Linked DNA regions of Homo sapiens: all the other regions are linked to region 1. A link is an interaction called in ENCODE POLR2A ChIA-PET data of the cell type or tissue named here. Cell type or tissue: MCF 10A. All regions are shown on one strand. Region 1 overlaps SIK3 (SIK family kinase 3). Region 2 overlaps SIK3 (SIK family kinase 3). Region 3 overlaps SIK3 (SIK family kinase 3).

The links. ChIA-PET counts read pairs that join two places held together with the same protein. Peaks named below come from ENCODE experiments on the same cell type or tissue, not always from the same donor. Only the 100,000 strongest peaks of a DNase experiment are listed, where the experiment ranks them.
Region 2: POLR2A ChIA-PET joins it to region 1 with 17 read pairs; 10 of 35 experiments call an interaction of 5 or more read pairs at or near these places.
Region 3: POLR2A ChIA-PET joins it to region 1 with 12 read pairs; 8 of 35 experiments call an interaction of 5 or more read pairs at or near these places.

Annotation. Positions count from the first base shown.
Region 1 is chr11:117,074,712-117,079,711 of GRCh38, forward strand. The region is part of intron 1 of SIK3 (SIK family kinase 3); the gene reads right to left. It overlaps LOC124902763 (a long non-coding RNA gene), which reads right to left. Exons shown (of 2, transcript XR_007062899.1): 2 at 1,682-5,000. Among named protein-coding and RNA genes, the nearest start is that of SIK3, 21 kb to the right of the region's middle. In MCF 10A, no CTCF peak of the experiment used is centred here; no DNase peak of the experiment used is centred here.
Region 2 is chr11:117,008,560-117,013,559 of GRCh38, forward strand. The region is part of intron 1 of SIK3 (SIK family kinase 3); the gene reads right to left. Among named protein-coding and RNA genes, the nearest start is that of SIK3, 87 kb to the right of the region's middle. RefSeq lists an enhancer at 2,280-2,932. In MCF 10A, no CTCF peak of the experiment used is centred here; DNase peaks (open chromatin) are centred at 2,792 and 3,142.
Region 3 is chr11:116,982,732-116,987,731 of GRCh38, forward strand. The region is part of intron 1 of SIK3 (SIK family kinase 3); the gene reads right to left. Among named protein-coding and RNA genes, the nearest start is that of SIK3, 110 kb to the right of the region's middle. In MCF 10A, no CTCF peak of the experiment used is centred here; DNase peaks (open chromatin) are centred at 2,050, 4,010 and 4,250.

The DNA of each region.
Region 1 (5,000 bases):
CAGGAGTTTGGGACCAGTCTAGCCAACATGGTGAAACCCTGTCTCTACTAAAAATACAAAAAAAAATTAGCCAGGTGTGGTGGCATGAGCCTGTAATCCCAGCTACTGAGGGGACTGAGGCAGGGAAATTGCTTGAACCAGGGAGGTGGAGGTTGCAGTGAGTCAAGATCGCGCCATTGCACTCCAGCCTGGGTGACAGAGAGAGACTCCGTCTCAAAACAAAAAAAAAAAACAACTCAAATGAAATATCTAAAAAATATATATAATACATCCTTTCATTGGAATACCACGTAGCTTTTTTAACATTAGATACGAGAGTGAAAAAAGTAAGATGCAGACTATTGTATATTATTTACTATAATTTGTGTTAAAAGAGGAAATAAGTAGTAGATATTTACATTTACTTCTATACACATAAACTATCTCAAGACATATAAGACACAGATAATATCAACTGCCCCTGGGAAGGGAAATCTGGATGATCATGGGGTATGTGTGAACAGGATACTTTTCACTGTATTTCACTCTTCTTTAGCTTTTATGATTTTGAACCTAATAGTTCCCTAAATGGGGTAGGCATAGCATCTCCTCATACAACTATAAACCTGAGAAATAAGCTGAACCATTAATGAGGATGACAGCATATCTGACAACTCATTTCCTGGGCCAGCCTCAAACTCACAATTACCACCACCTAAAACAAATTACATTCCCTTCCATGATCTCACCAAGTAACAAGAGTTAATTTATTCCTTCTAGGCAAACTTCCTGACTTGCTATACGTATCTATGTGCTATGTATATCCACATTCTATGTTATTGATTATTTTTTTTTCTTTTTTTTTTTTTTTGAGGAATCTCAGCTCTGCTGCCCAGGCTGGAGTGCAGTGGCACGATCTCGGCTCACTGCAAGCTCCGCCTCCCAGGTTCACGCCATTCTCCTGCTTCAGCCTCCCAAGGAGCTGGGACTACAGGTGCCCGCCACCACACCTGGCTAATTTTTTTTTTATTTTTAGTAGAGATGGGGTTTCACAGTGTTAGCCAAGATGGTCTCGATCTCCTGACCTTATGATCTGCCCACATTGGCTCCCAAAGTGCTGGGATTATAGGCGTGAGCCACCAAGCCTGGCTTTTTTTTTTTTTTTTTTTTTTTTTTGAGACAGTTTTTTGCTCTTGTTGCCCAGGCTGGAGTGCAATGCACGATCTCGGCTCACTGCAACCTCCACCTCCTGGGTTCAAGCAATTCTCCTGCCTCAGCCTCTCTAGTAGCTGGGATTACAGGCGCCTGCCACCATGGCTGGCTAATTTTTGCATATTTAGTAGAGACGGGGTTTCACCATGTTGGCCAGGCTGGTCTCCAACTCCTGATCTTAGGTGATCCACCCACCACAGCCTCCCAAAGTGCTGGGATTACAGGTGTGAGCCACTGCACCCGGCCAGTTACTGATACTCGTAAAACTTACCGTTGCAGGGTTCCATCACAAGCCTTGGAAGAGCTCTCTAAATCAGAACACTTCCTACCTTCAGGGCCTGTTGAGGATCCATTCCAATGCTAACTTTTCTGAACCAAGGACTGAGTTCTCCCTCTTAATCACTCAAGATTCACCACAGGACCCCAGCAAATCATTAATTTGAACTCCAATGATTAAATGAGCACAATGCAGACCATCCCCCTATTTACAGAAGAGTAAATTATGTTAATTTCTTCAATTTAGCAGAAAGGCATTCTTCCGAAACCTTTCAGAACAACTGTTATTTACCAATTTACCAAGGCAACATTCTCCCAAAATAAAATTTTAAATGATATTGCCTTAAACACAATTTTTTTTTTTTCGAGATGGAGTCTCACTCTGTCACCCAGGCTGCAGTGCAGTGGCGCGATCTTGGCTCACTGCAACCTCCACCTCCCGGGTTCAAGCAATTCTCTGCCTCAGACTCCCAAGTAGCTGGGATTACAGGCACCCGCTAATTACCATACCCGGCTAATTTTTGTATTTTTATTTTGTATTTTTAGTAGAGACGGGGTTTCACCATATTGGCCAGGCTGGTCTTGAACTCCTGACCTCATGATCCACCCGCCTCGGCCTCCCAAAGTACTGAGATTACAGGCATGAGCCACTGCACCCGGCTGCCTTAAACATAATTTTAATTATTCTGGAATGAGACCAGGTGTGGCTGCTCATGCCTATAATTCCAGTGCTTTGGAAGGCCAAGGTAGGATAACTGCTTCAGGCCAGGAGTTTGAGACCAGCCTAGGCAACAAACCGAGACACTGTCTATACTAAAAATAAAACCACTAGCCAAGTGCAATGGTGTGTGTCTGTAGTCCTAGCTATTCAGGAAACTGAGATGGGAGGATCACTTGAGCCCAGGAGTTTGAGGTGACTGTGAGCTACAATCACACCACACTGCACTCTGGCCTGGTCAACAGAGCAAGACCCTGTCTCTAAACAAAACCAAAAAACCATTCTGGAATGACATGACAGGACATGAAACACTGCTCAAAACAGCAGCTAATGCTACCTCCATTCTTGCTCCCTATGGCAAGCAGGTTATTTTTGGACCTAGCCTATGAAGCAGCACTTTGTTGACTATGAGCTTCATCCTCTGAATATTCCTTTCACATTCAACCTTGGTCCTCGCTTTCTGGTGCCGAGCTCCAAAACCTCAATGGAATACATAATGAAATGTTGGGTTACTTTAGGGCAAAAGGTTAAGCCTACAAAAGCTTTCTAATTGGGAAATCTCTTCCATGAAAGCATACAGAAATTTGCTGACTCTTTCTTTTCCTAATAGCTATTTGCTTTCTTTGGAAAAAATCTTCAGTCAAACACAAAAGCCAACTACCTAGCAAAGCTCAAATACAGACAGGTGTTTTGCAAGCACAGTAAATCTCAAGGGTAACAAATCAACAAGAGATAATATCTACTAATAAGCTGCTTATTGCTGTGCTGGGAGAGTTAACTGCCTAAAAATCTCTCAGTTAAGACTAGCATTGAGGAAAAAAAAAATTGTAATACAACTAAAAGAAAAACAAGCTCATTTTCTACCCAGAGAAAATGTGCAAAGGGAAGAACCCCTGTAAGTCAACTATTCTGCTACATAAAAACCTTTTATTCCAGAGTTATTTTCAGTGTCACTTAATTCCAGGGTGGAGACTAAGGGTCCCAAACAAACCTGTGTGTGTATGTGTGTATTTTTCTAGCTTAATAATTCTAAAATCCACGGTTAGGCTTTTTCAGGAAAGTCTGAAAGTCACAAAACCCCTATTATGCTCTTTGAGAACAGAATGGGTAATCATGTGAAAATACATTTGTAAATTAGCAGTTATTTAGAATAAACAATTTCAATTGCAAAGAAAGCAAGGATTTTATCACATTAGGCATGCCTTGTTCCATTAGCTCAGTTCCCTAGACCTTAAACTTCTCTGATGCTCACAAGACCCTGAAGTTGGTTCCTACATGAGAAAGACATTACAGAAAATCCCAAGAGAATGCTGTATTTCAGAGTTTAAGAATTTCTGATGTTCTACAGAGAAAGGAGGCTACACTAAAGAATAAGAAAGTGATTATTCAGCAATGTTATCTGAACTTAATGCAAGTCACATCCAATGAATCAGTCAAATACTGCATGCCACAGGAAGGTAACGTGTCATGCACAAGGTGGGAGGATCAAGGTGGCTAAACTGAAATCTGCATAACACCTTTTTTTTTTTTTTTTTTTTGAGACGGAGTCTTGCTTTGTCACCCAGCTGTAGTGCAGTGGCATGATCTTGGCTCACTGCAACCTCCACCTCCCTGGTTAAGCAAGTCTCCTGCCTCAGCCTCCCAAGTAGCTGGGATTACAGGCCCAGCTAATTTTTTTGTATTTTTAGTAGAGATGGGGTTTCACCATGTTGGCCAGACTGGTCTCAAACTCCTGACCTCAGGCAATCCGCCCGCCTTGGCCTCCCAAAGTGCTGGGATTATAGGCGTGAGCCACCACACCCGGCCTGAGAATTGTCATATTTTTAATTAAATTAAATTAAAATTGTCATATTTTTAATTTAACCCGAAATCTGCAAAACACTTTTAAGTAATGTCTTTTCCACTATCTGCTTCGACATCAGTGGGGTGCCAACACAATCATCTCGATACCTTTTCTGCCACCTACCCCTCTGTGTATTTTGCATTAGAAAACTGTGAGAAAAATGTTGCTTTTCTAGAAATGCCCAAAGTTATAAAATGAGAGTTTTTTAAAAGACACTAAAGAGGTCATGCCAGAATTAAGTATGATATCCTAAAAAAAAAAAAACTCTTTACACCAAATAACACCCCAAAAATCATTTCTGCTTTGCAGGCTGACTTTCAGAATGGATTAAGTGTTTAATTGTTAAGTTAAATGAATGTTTCCAAAGGTATAGCAAAAAGTTTAATAAAGGAGATTATAGAGCTTCCCAAACTGTGGTATAATATATTTAAGAGTGCTTAAAGCTGGCCTCCCAAATATACTTTAAGTTGTATAAAGCTATCATAATTAAAGCTGTACAGTATCAAAGCAAGAAAAGACAGCACACTCAATGGATTAGAATTCAGAAATGTACCTAAGTATCTATTGGAGTTTTGTAAATGATAGTGTTGCTTTTTAAATCAAGAAGGAAAAGAGCAATTATGCAATTAATTGTGTCAGGAGAAGCTAGAGACCTGGAGAAAAACCTAGACTCATTTATTCAATAAATGGAGGGTGTATTACAAGGCAAGCATTGTGCTAGACACTGAAAATAAGAGCAAGGGAAAAACAAAACAACACAATACATTGCCCTCATGAGACTTACAGTCAAGTAGGAATAAGCCATTAATAATCACAAAAATAAATGTAAATTTACAACTCTAATAAATTCTACAACTCATCCCCTATCTCATTTGGTTTATATCAAAATGCATTTCACATGAAGCAAAGATTTACATTTAAAAACAAAACCATAAAAGTAGTTGAAAAAAATGGGTAAATATTTTTATATAA
Region 2 (5,000 bases), 66 kb before region 1:
TACTATATGTATATTTGATTAAAAGCTTTCTCTGCAGAAAATGAACTCTGGTTTCTTTTTAAAAATATTAATCTCAAACTCCAGAATTACCTCAAAATCCTTTTGGAAATGGGCTTAATTCTACGCAGTTAAGACAGAAAATAAGGAAGGCATTTGAAAAATGTTTGGTTAAATAATGAATAATCAAATCCAGCACAGAGTTATGGCTTCTGAATCAGAAAACTAAATTGCAAATAGCCTTGCATTTGGTAAAATTACTTTCCTGAAGCCTGTTGTGAGTCTGCAATTCTACCAAAAGTACAGAAACTAACCCAGAAATAAATTATTAAAAATTAGACTAATTAAAATAGGAAAACATAGATAACAGTTGGTGATTTTAAGAAACTATGATGTAGCCAGGTGCGGTGGCTCACACCTCTAATTCCAGCACTTTGGGAGGCCGAGGCAGGTGGATCACCTGAAGTCAGGAGATCAAGACCAGCCTGACCAACATGGCGAAACCCCATCTCTACTAAAAGTACAAAAATCAGCCAGGTGTAGTGGTGTGCGCCTGTAATCCCAGCTACTTGGGGGGCTGAGGCAGGAGATCACTTGAACCCAGGAGGCAGAGGTTGCAGTGAGCGAGATTGTACCACTGCACTCCAGCCTGGGCGACAGAGTGAGACACTGTCTCAAAAAAAAAAAAAAAAAAATCTATGATGCAGGGCCAGGCATGATAGCTCATGCCTGTAATCCCAGCACTTTGGGAGGCCAAGGAGGGAAGATTGCTTGAGCCCAGGAGTTCGAGACCAGCCTGGGCAACAAAGCAAGACCCTGTCTCTACAAAAAATGAAAAACTTAGCCTAAAGTGAGGCACTGGGAATGGTGGCACGCACCTGTGCTCTCAGCTACTCAGGAAGCTGATGCAGGAGTATCACTTGAGCCCAGGAGGTTGAGGCTGCAGTTAGCAATGACAGCACTGCTGCACTCCAGCCTGGGTGACAAAGCAGGTCTCAAAAAAAAAAACAAAAAACAAAACAGAGAAACTCTGACGCAAAAGTCAAGATTTATTGTTTAAAATATAACCAATTCATAAATACCATAAAAGGCACAATTACTTTATAGGCCACCAATCAAAGTACACTATTATTATAGCATTCTCTAATGTATCAAATCAATATAAAACCTTTAAGAGATTCCCTACTTAATGATTAGTGAATCTTTATCACCTTCCTGAAAATTTTCTGAGTCTAAATTTTTAACCAACTAAATATTCAACTACTCCTCAAAAACATTTCTTTCAGATGCTTTGTTTTAATGCTGATAAGGTACTATTCTTGTTTACTGCCCAACTTCTAGATTAACACTTACCAATCCCACAAAACCTTATCAACCTCCAAAGCCTACATTTTGAAGATGCATCTGGAAAAAAATATCTAAAAATTTAAAAATAACACTAACGACAACATCTATTACCAGTTCATCCCCAAAGAAGCTGATTCTGGCTGCATGGAGAAAAGGGTCACATGATCATCAAGGGGACGGTGGGAAGTGGCTTCTTCCTGGGAAGCCCAGTACCCAAAAAGCCTCTCCCAGACAGGCTTCCCCTCTTCCTTATTCACAATGGGCCCTCCTTCATGAAGATGAGAGAGGGAAGGAAAGAAAGGGCAGCAAATTAAGGCTCCAATGCATTCAGAATTTACTCTTTCCCATTCTCCCATTCCAAATACCTATAGCACTTTCAGCATGAGTAATGAAGGTTTTAGAGATTCTTCTCTGCAAAACAATGGGTGGGGTGGGCAGAAAAGTGTGACTTCCCCAGTCCTGGAATAAAAGCTGTGACAGGTATCCCCCATGTGGAGAGCACCGATAAGCCAGGGAGGACTAGGATGCTGTGTTCTCATGGGTATTGGGGGTGACCAGTACAAGGCCTGCTGAGGGTACTCAAATCTGACTTTCCTTTTTTCTGTGCCTAAACCACCTACATCACCAGGGTTGTGTCAGTTTACTGTGGGACTCTTCTCTGCTGGCTTATCAGGCTGTATGGCCACCATGCTCCCAGTCCCTGCCACCATGGCCTTGGTCCTCTTTAATTTTTCCTTTAAGTATTTAAGTGCTATTTCCTGGGGAGGAAGGTCAAAGTAAATAACCCCACTTCATTAAAATGACTGAGTCTTAATTAAAGCGACTCAGTCCACCAAAAAATAATTTTTTAAAGAAAAAAATATATGTAAATAACATATGTATAAATGTACATATACATATACTTTAGATTGAGAAATGTCAGAGACAAAATGTAGGCCAGGCACGGTGGCTCATACCTGTAATCCCAGCACTTTGGAAGGCCGAGGTGGCTGGGTCACTGGAGCTCTGAAGTTCGAGACCAGCCTGGCCAACATGGACAGATCCTGTCTCTCCAAAAGCTACAAAAATCAGCTGGGTGTGATGGCGCATGCCTGTAGTCCCAGCTACTCAGGAGGCTGACGTGGGAGGATCGCTTGAGCATGGGAGGCAGAGGTTGCAGTGAGCCAAGATTGCGCCACTGCACTACAGCCTGGGGGACAGCGTGAGACCCTGTCTCAAACAAAAACGAAAATAATCACCCTCCTCCTGAAAAAAGGAAATTATAAATTTTAAAAGAAGAAAAAAGAGATGAAATCTGCAATCTCCACACTCCTTTTTTTTTCCCCCTGTAAACAGAAGCTGCAAACTTTCTGCATTAAGGATGCTGATGTGCTGCAAATAGATTAGTCAAGCTAAACCACAGCGGAGTGAGAAGGGGTAATAAAAAGAAAGGCAGAAAGGGACTGTCTGAGCACGTACATATGAGTATGAGTGTATTACGATTACATTCTTAATTCCAAGAGATGATTTGGGATGAGTCATTGTTTTGTACCAACAACAGTAAAATTTCTGTCCATTGTTACACATAACAGAGAGTGGATTCTGAGTGGTTATTTTCTACAGAAATTAAACGGAAATTTTTTTTTTTACCCCGAACCAGAAATTCTGTTGAGATTGGTGAGATTTACAAAGAATTCAGTACCATTTATCAGCCATGTGTTAGTACTGAGAGAAGCTGTTTGGGATTTACTGAGGATTCACATAAAAAATTCTGCAAGGTATAGCTGAACAACTACCACAAAATAAGGTTTCTGGCCAGGCATGGTGACTCACGCCTATACTCCCTTGGGAGCTTGGGGAGCTGAGGCAGAAGGACTGCTTGAGACCAGGAGTTCAAGACCAGCCTGGACAACACAGCAAGACCCCATCTTTTAATTTTTTTTAATTAGGCATGGTGGCAGTACCTGTAGTCCCAACGACTGTGGCACTCCAGCCTACGCAATAGAGAGAAAGAGACTCCAACTCTTAAAAAATAAATACATAAAGTTTCCTGCTTGGCGGTCTGGCTATCAATACAAGCCCAATCTGGTTATCCCCTAAACACTTTTTATTTTCAGAAACAGGATCTCACTCTATCACTGACTGGAGTGCAATGACATGATCACAGCTCACTGCAGCCTTCATCTCCCAAGCTCAAGTGATCCTCCCAGCCTCCCAAGTAGCTGGGACTACACGCATGTACCCCCACACCTGGCTAATTATTTTTATTTCTTTGTAGAGGCAGGGTCTCCCTATGTTGCAGGCTGGTCTCGAATTCCCGGACTCAAGCAATTCTCTCATCTCAGCCTTCCAAAGTGTTGGGATTATAGGCATGAGCCACCATGCCCAGTCCTCAAATACTTTTTAGAAAAGTTTTTTTAATGTTTTCAATGATGCCAGGCAGCACCATTATATTGGAGCATAGAGGGCATCCTAAAGCCAATGGCCCCTGCTTGGCTTACAGAAGAACTAGAATCTTCATTACACCATCATACTTGTAACTGTTAACTTTTCCAAAGCTGTATTTGACCTTATGTTTGAAGAAGGCTTTCCATACTTTAACTTCAGACTACTTTTTCATCATCTTCTAATGCTAAACTGATTCATCTTCTGTCCCTAAAAATGACCTGTACTTTGCTATTTCCGTATCCTTGCTTACACTGCTCTGTCCACAATTCCCTCTTTCCCATTTTTCTCCATACATAGAAACAATCCTTCTCACTGCTCAATCCTAGCTCACCCTGGTAGCCTTCCTTCTTTGACTACCTCAGTCAACAAAAGGTTCTCTGTCCATCCTCACAATCTCTATAATAGTAATTGTCCAGATCTCTCAATTGGGCACTTAGGGAAACAAAACAACAAATACTATATTTTCACTGACTCATAATATATTGAAATTCTTAGGGTTTTTTTTTTTGCCATTACTGCTTTTTTTTTTTTTTTTTTTTGAGACAGAGTCTCGCTCTGTTGCCCAGGCTGGAGTGCAGCGGCGTGATCTCGGCTCACTGCAAGCTCTGCCTCCCGGGTTCACACCATTATCCTGCCTCAGCCTCCCGAGTAGCTGGGACTACAAGCGCCCGCCATTTGCCATTACTTTTAATGGCAAAAACCACAATTACTTTTACACTAACCTACAGAAGAGCCCTTAAAAGTTATTAGAATAGTAGGTACCCAACTTTTTAATCACCAAAGATAGTTTCTGTTATTTAATACCTTCCCCCTACTCCTACCACTCTTTGGTTTCTAAGTTAAAGTCAGAAGGCCATGTTATTTAAAACTTTGTATAAGGTCAGGCACAGTGGCTCACGCCTGTAATCCCACCACTTTGGGAGGCCAAAGTGGGCAAATCACCTGAGGTCAGGAGCTCGAGACCAGCCTGGCCAACATGGTGAAACCTCGTCTCCACTAAAAGTACAAAAAATCACCAGGGCATGGTGCCACACGCCTATAATCCTAGATAGGCTGGGACCCACTTGAACCCAGGAGGCAGGGGTTGCAGTGAGCCAAGCCTGTGCCACTGCACTCTAGCCTGGGCGTCAAGAGTGAAACTCCATTTCAAAAAAACATAAAAAAACTTTGTATACCAAACTGGGATTATCAATAAACGAAGTGTATTTTTTTGAAAAACTAAGTTAAAA
Region 3 (5,000 bases), 92 kb before region 1:
GATCACAAGGTCAAGACATCAAGGCCAACATGGTGAAAACCATCTCTATTAAAAATGCAAAAATTAGCTGAGCATGGTGGCACACACCTGTAGTCCCAGTTACTCAGGAGGTTGAAGCAGGATAATCGCTTGAACCCAGGAGGCGGAGGTGGCAGTGAGCTCAGATCACACCACTGCACTCCAGCCTGGGTGACGGTACGAGACTCCGTCTCAAAAAAAAAAAAAAAAAAAAAAAAAATTTCTGACCCGAGGGGATTTCTCTGAATATCTAATCTACTATATTACTGAAAAAGGAATTACTCATCATTCATCTTATTTCATTTCTTAAAAATTGAAATATAAAAAATTAGCCGGGCGTGGTGGCAGGCACCTGTAGTCCCAGCTACTCGGGAGGCTGAGGCAGGAGAATGGCATAAACCCGGGAGGCGGAGCTTGCAGTGAGCCAAGATTCGGCCACTGCACACCAGCCTGGGCGACAGAGCGAGACTCTGTCTCAAAAAAAAAAAAAAAAATTGATCGGCCAGGCATGGTAGCTCACACCTGTAATCCCAGCACTTTGGAAGGCTGAGGTGGATGGATCACTTGAGGTCAGGAGTTCGAGACAAGCCTGGACAACATGCCAAACCCATCTCTACTAAAAATACAAAAATTAGCCAGGCATGTTGGAGGGCGCCTGTAATCCCAGCTACTCGGGAAACTGAGGCAAGAGAATCGCTTGAACCCAGGAGGCAGAAGTTGCAGTGAGCCGAGATTGTGCCACTGCACTCCAGCCTGGGCGACACAGCAAGACTATCTCAAAAAAAAAAATTGGTCAATAATTTCAAGAATACATCTGTATTTTAATAAGGCAGCTATGTAAAATATATCAGTTGAATGAAAATGCTCTGGAAAATGTTCTTAACATACTTCCTATAAAGCAAATCCGAGGGAATTTAAACTTATTAGAGGTGCTAACTTCTGCCCCGATACTTCACATGTTTTAAACACTATTGGGAGCTGTGCCCCTGTATCTACTGTAAACATGGTCTAGAACTGAACCACAACTGAAGAAAAGCAAAGCAAAGGAAGGCCGGGCATGAGGGCTCACACCTGTAATCCCAGCACTTTGGGAGGCCAAGGTGGGAGAACTGCTTGACCAGCCTGGGCAACATGCGAAATCCCATCTAAAAATTAGCCAGGTGTGGTGGCACACGCCTGTAGTCCCAGCTACTTGGGTGGCTGAGGCAGGAGGAGCACTTGAGTCCAGGCGGCTGGGGCTGCAGTGAGTCATGATCATGCCACTGCACTCCAGCCTGGGTGACAGAGCAAGACCCTGACTCAAAAAAAAAAAAAAAAAAAAAATTAAACCATGGTAGCATTCAAGGTTCAAAAGAAGCAGCAGCGGTTTGTGGGGGAAAAGGGATCTGTAAACCACTGGGATAAGAACTTTTAAATGTTAGATCTCCCCACCACACTGAAAGTGATGGCTACAAATTACCATATTCCCAAAAAGATGACAGCCAAACTCATATATCCCAGAAGAGAAATAGCTATTTTGGCTATTAGTAGGCACTGGCAGTAGGCTTAACAAGTCACTGAACAAACCATTTATTGTTATTCATCTTGAGCAATATGACCTTTTAGCTCAGCCTACTAAACGTCACAGTGGTCCATAAGGGGAAAGGCTACATGGATGCAAATTCCTCAATGCAATTTACCCTATAAGCAGCATGCGTTTCCAGATTCTTCATCCTACTTCACTTCGCTCCCCTCTGGGTCATAATAGAACTTAGCAGATGTCAGAATTTGCTATGAATAAACTCTGGAGCCCAGATACGAAAGCTCAGCAAAGTATGCATTTGGTGCTGGCAAAAATGGTTGTTTCGTGTACTGATTTGGATTTGCTAACTTAGAATATCTACGGTTTCAAAAACGTGGCTAAGATTGATTGTTGAGTTTTTTTATAAGTTGGAAAAAAAGCAACACACACACACACCACAGACACCCCAAGACAGGCCTACAAGTCTTCTGAGATCATCCTTCTCTCCATACCAACAAAATACCAAGGCCATTACGCAATTTGTGGTTTCTTCTCATAACTGAAGAAATTAATAGCTTTTGGATACAAAACTTAGATAGCTTTACCCTGAGATATTTTCCTAGCCTTGGATCTCTGTGTATAGAGTCCAGAAGCACCAGTTACCGCACTCCCAAATAGGGACCTACAAAAGGTTCTTTCAGTCACTGGCAAACTTTCTTCATAGCGAAACTTCAAAAATGTCTTTTGGAAAAGTTTTCTATGTGTGAAAAGAGTCTGCAGCAAATCCCTGTTATATAATGGTTTATATTACCAAGCTAGTGGTATTCATCTATTTTGTGTTTTATCTCATGTTTATTGGTAGTTGTTTTCCTAATGTTAAAATCAAAGTGTTAGGCAACATAGCAAGACAGACAATAGGGCATGGAGAATTCATTTAGCCTAATGAGATGTTACCAAGTTTAAAGAGTCAAACCTAGAAGAGGGAACTGTGCAGCTCCAATTATAAGTGATCTGACATACACAGATTTGGGAGGCAAAGTTACATTCTCTATGATGCTGGCTGTGGGTTTGTCAAAAAAACAAAAAAAGTTACATTCTCCAGTTTTAGGCAATGCAAGTCTAATCTACAGCACAGTTATGAGGTTTCCCATCTGAATAACAAGAATATTTATATAAATTCATTACAGCCTAGAAATTAGTTAATCTTACTAGTTGAGTTTGCGCTTGTAAATTAGCACTATGCTTACTTATCCATCTAGACATCAAAATGCTAGTCAGTGTAGAGGTACAGTATAATTCAATCTGTTTTGGTCTGCTTTATGTCAAACTGTTTTGGCCTCCATTTGTATCTTTGGAAATAACCTTCATGTATGTCAAATAAAAACAAACAAATAAGAAAACTTAAGCTTGCATGTATGATACTAAGAAAACTGGGTTTTTCTTTTTCTAAATTTCAATTTATTTAGGGCAATAATGAACACGAATCAAGAGAAGCCATTGTTTAGGGAAAATAAACACTTTGTAATATAGTCTTCTAGTACAGATTAGAAGTACAACTAATAACTGTTCAATAAATAGAATAATTACAAACAAAAAGGTCCTCATTTTTCCCTACATAGAAATTGAAGAATTTACTGACATGAACCTCAATCCAGTTATTTCAGATGCGGGCTATTGGAAGAAAATCAATTTATAATTTCAGATACCTCTATTAAGGTCACACAACCAGATCTGGGTTTCTACTGGGCTGTGGTAACTCACTTTATTTAGTGAAATGACCCATCAAGGGCATCAATCATTCTGGTGGCAAAAAAAAGTCAACATAATTGTGATATTTTAGACATATAGCGTTTACTTCAGCCCACTCTTCCTCCTTTCTCTGAAGAACAATTTCTAAAAATTATACTCTAAACTTCTGGTTTGTAGTGTCAGGCAGACACTCCCAATGCCATTAACAGTGCAGAAAAAGGAAAGAACACCTGGGCTTGGGGCAGCAGAGTGACACTGGCATCCTAACTCTGCAACTTAGTCTCTTACCTGTAATAACAACTACTTTAATAAGGTTGCTATAAAGATTACAACATAAAATGTAGCTGGCATAGAACAGATAACTAGTCATTATTAGCTGTTCTTGTTGTTGTTATTATTACCACTAATACTGTTAGTATTATTCTACTTTCCCTGATGAGTCTCTATCCCATTTCCTGGTAATTGCAAACATCTGTCACTTTATTTAAACCTCCTAACCAACCTGAGCCCCCTAACTTTCAACAGATGACTTAGCTTTGAGCTTAACAGAGAAAACAGACAAGAACTTCCTTTATGTATCTATACATTGTCATGCACCCAATCTTTCCTTTACTCTTTCTTCCCAGAAGCAGGTCTTTCCTCTAACCTCAGGCATGTAATAAGTACCAAGTAAGTGTTAGTCACTAGCTATTGTCATCATCCTCAAACACAAGGAATAGCAATTTCCAAACTGCATTACAGAAGACTGACTGATACTCTAATTTCGGGGTTGGCAACTACCAACACTCATGGATCATGAAGAGTGGCTACCAGTTTTACTGGATTACTCTCCTCTTCATGTTCAACATCCATTTAGCTGTCATAAAGAAGGTCAAGTTCTCAAGACAAAAATGAAAAAGCTAAACAAATACTGGCTCAAACTCATAGAAACAGAAAGCAGAATGGTGGTGCCAGAGGCTGGAGGGAAGGGGAAATGAGGAGTTGTTACTTAATGGGTACAGAGTTTCAGTTTTGCAAGATGAAAAGAGTCCTGGAGATTGATTGCACAACTATACAAGTGTACTTAACACTAGTGAACCGTACACTTAAAAATGGTTACAATGCTAAGTTTTATATTATGTGCATTTTACCACAAAACAAACAAACAAATTGGTACTAGCTCAGTGACACTCCAATATGACCCCTCACCAACCTCTGCCCTAACTTCATTTTCTGGAACTCTATTCAAATTAGGGTTAAAACTTGCCATTTCAATTTGTTCAAACAAATTCCTGGCCAGCATCTAAGAGAAATGTGTGTATTGTATGTCTTCATAAAAGATTAAAAAAAAAAAAAAAAACACAGAGAGCCTGTTTCTAAGGTATATTTTGGGGGTTAGGATTGAATAGATGTTCTGAGAGATAATGAGTACAACATCTACCTCCTTCAATCCAGCAGAAATAAATACAAAAATAACTCTTCAAGAGTACTACTCAAACTGCCAGTATTCTGACATCAGTAAACAAGATCCTTGGGGCAGAGGTATGGAAAAGAATAAACAGGTACTAGGAGAATGCCCTCTTAACACAACCTGCTTTCATGGAACTCACCACATGAAATCCATGTGGTAGGAAAAAATTTACTTGAGATGCAAATATTTATAAAAACTACGCTTTAGATAAAGACCATCTATTTTTAGGAGAGAAAATATGCAATAAAACTAGCACAGCAACAAACTAAAACACAGGGGGAG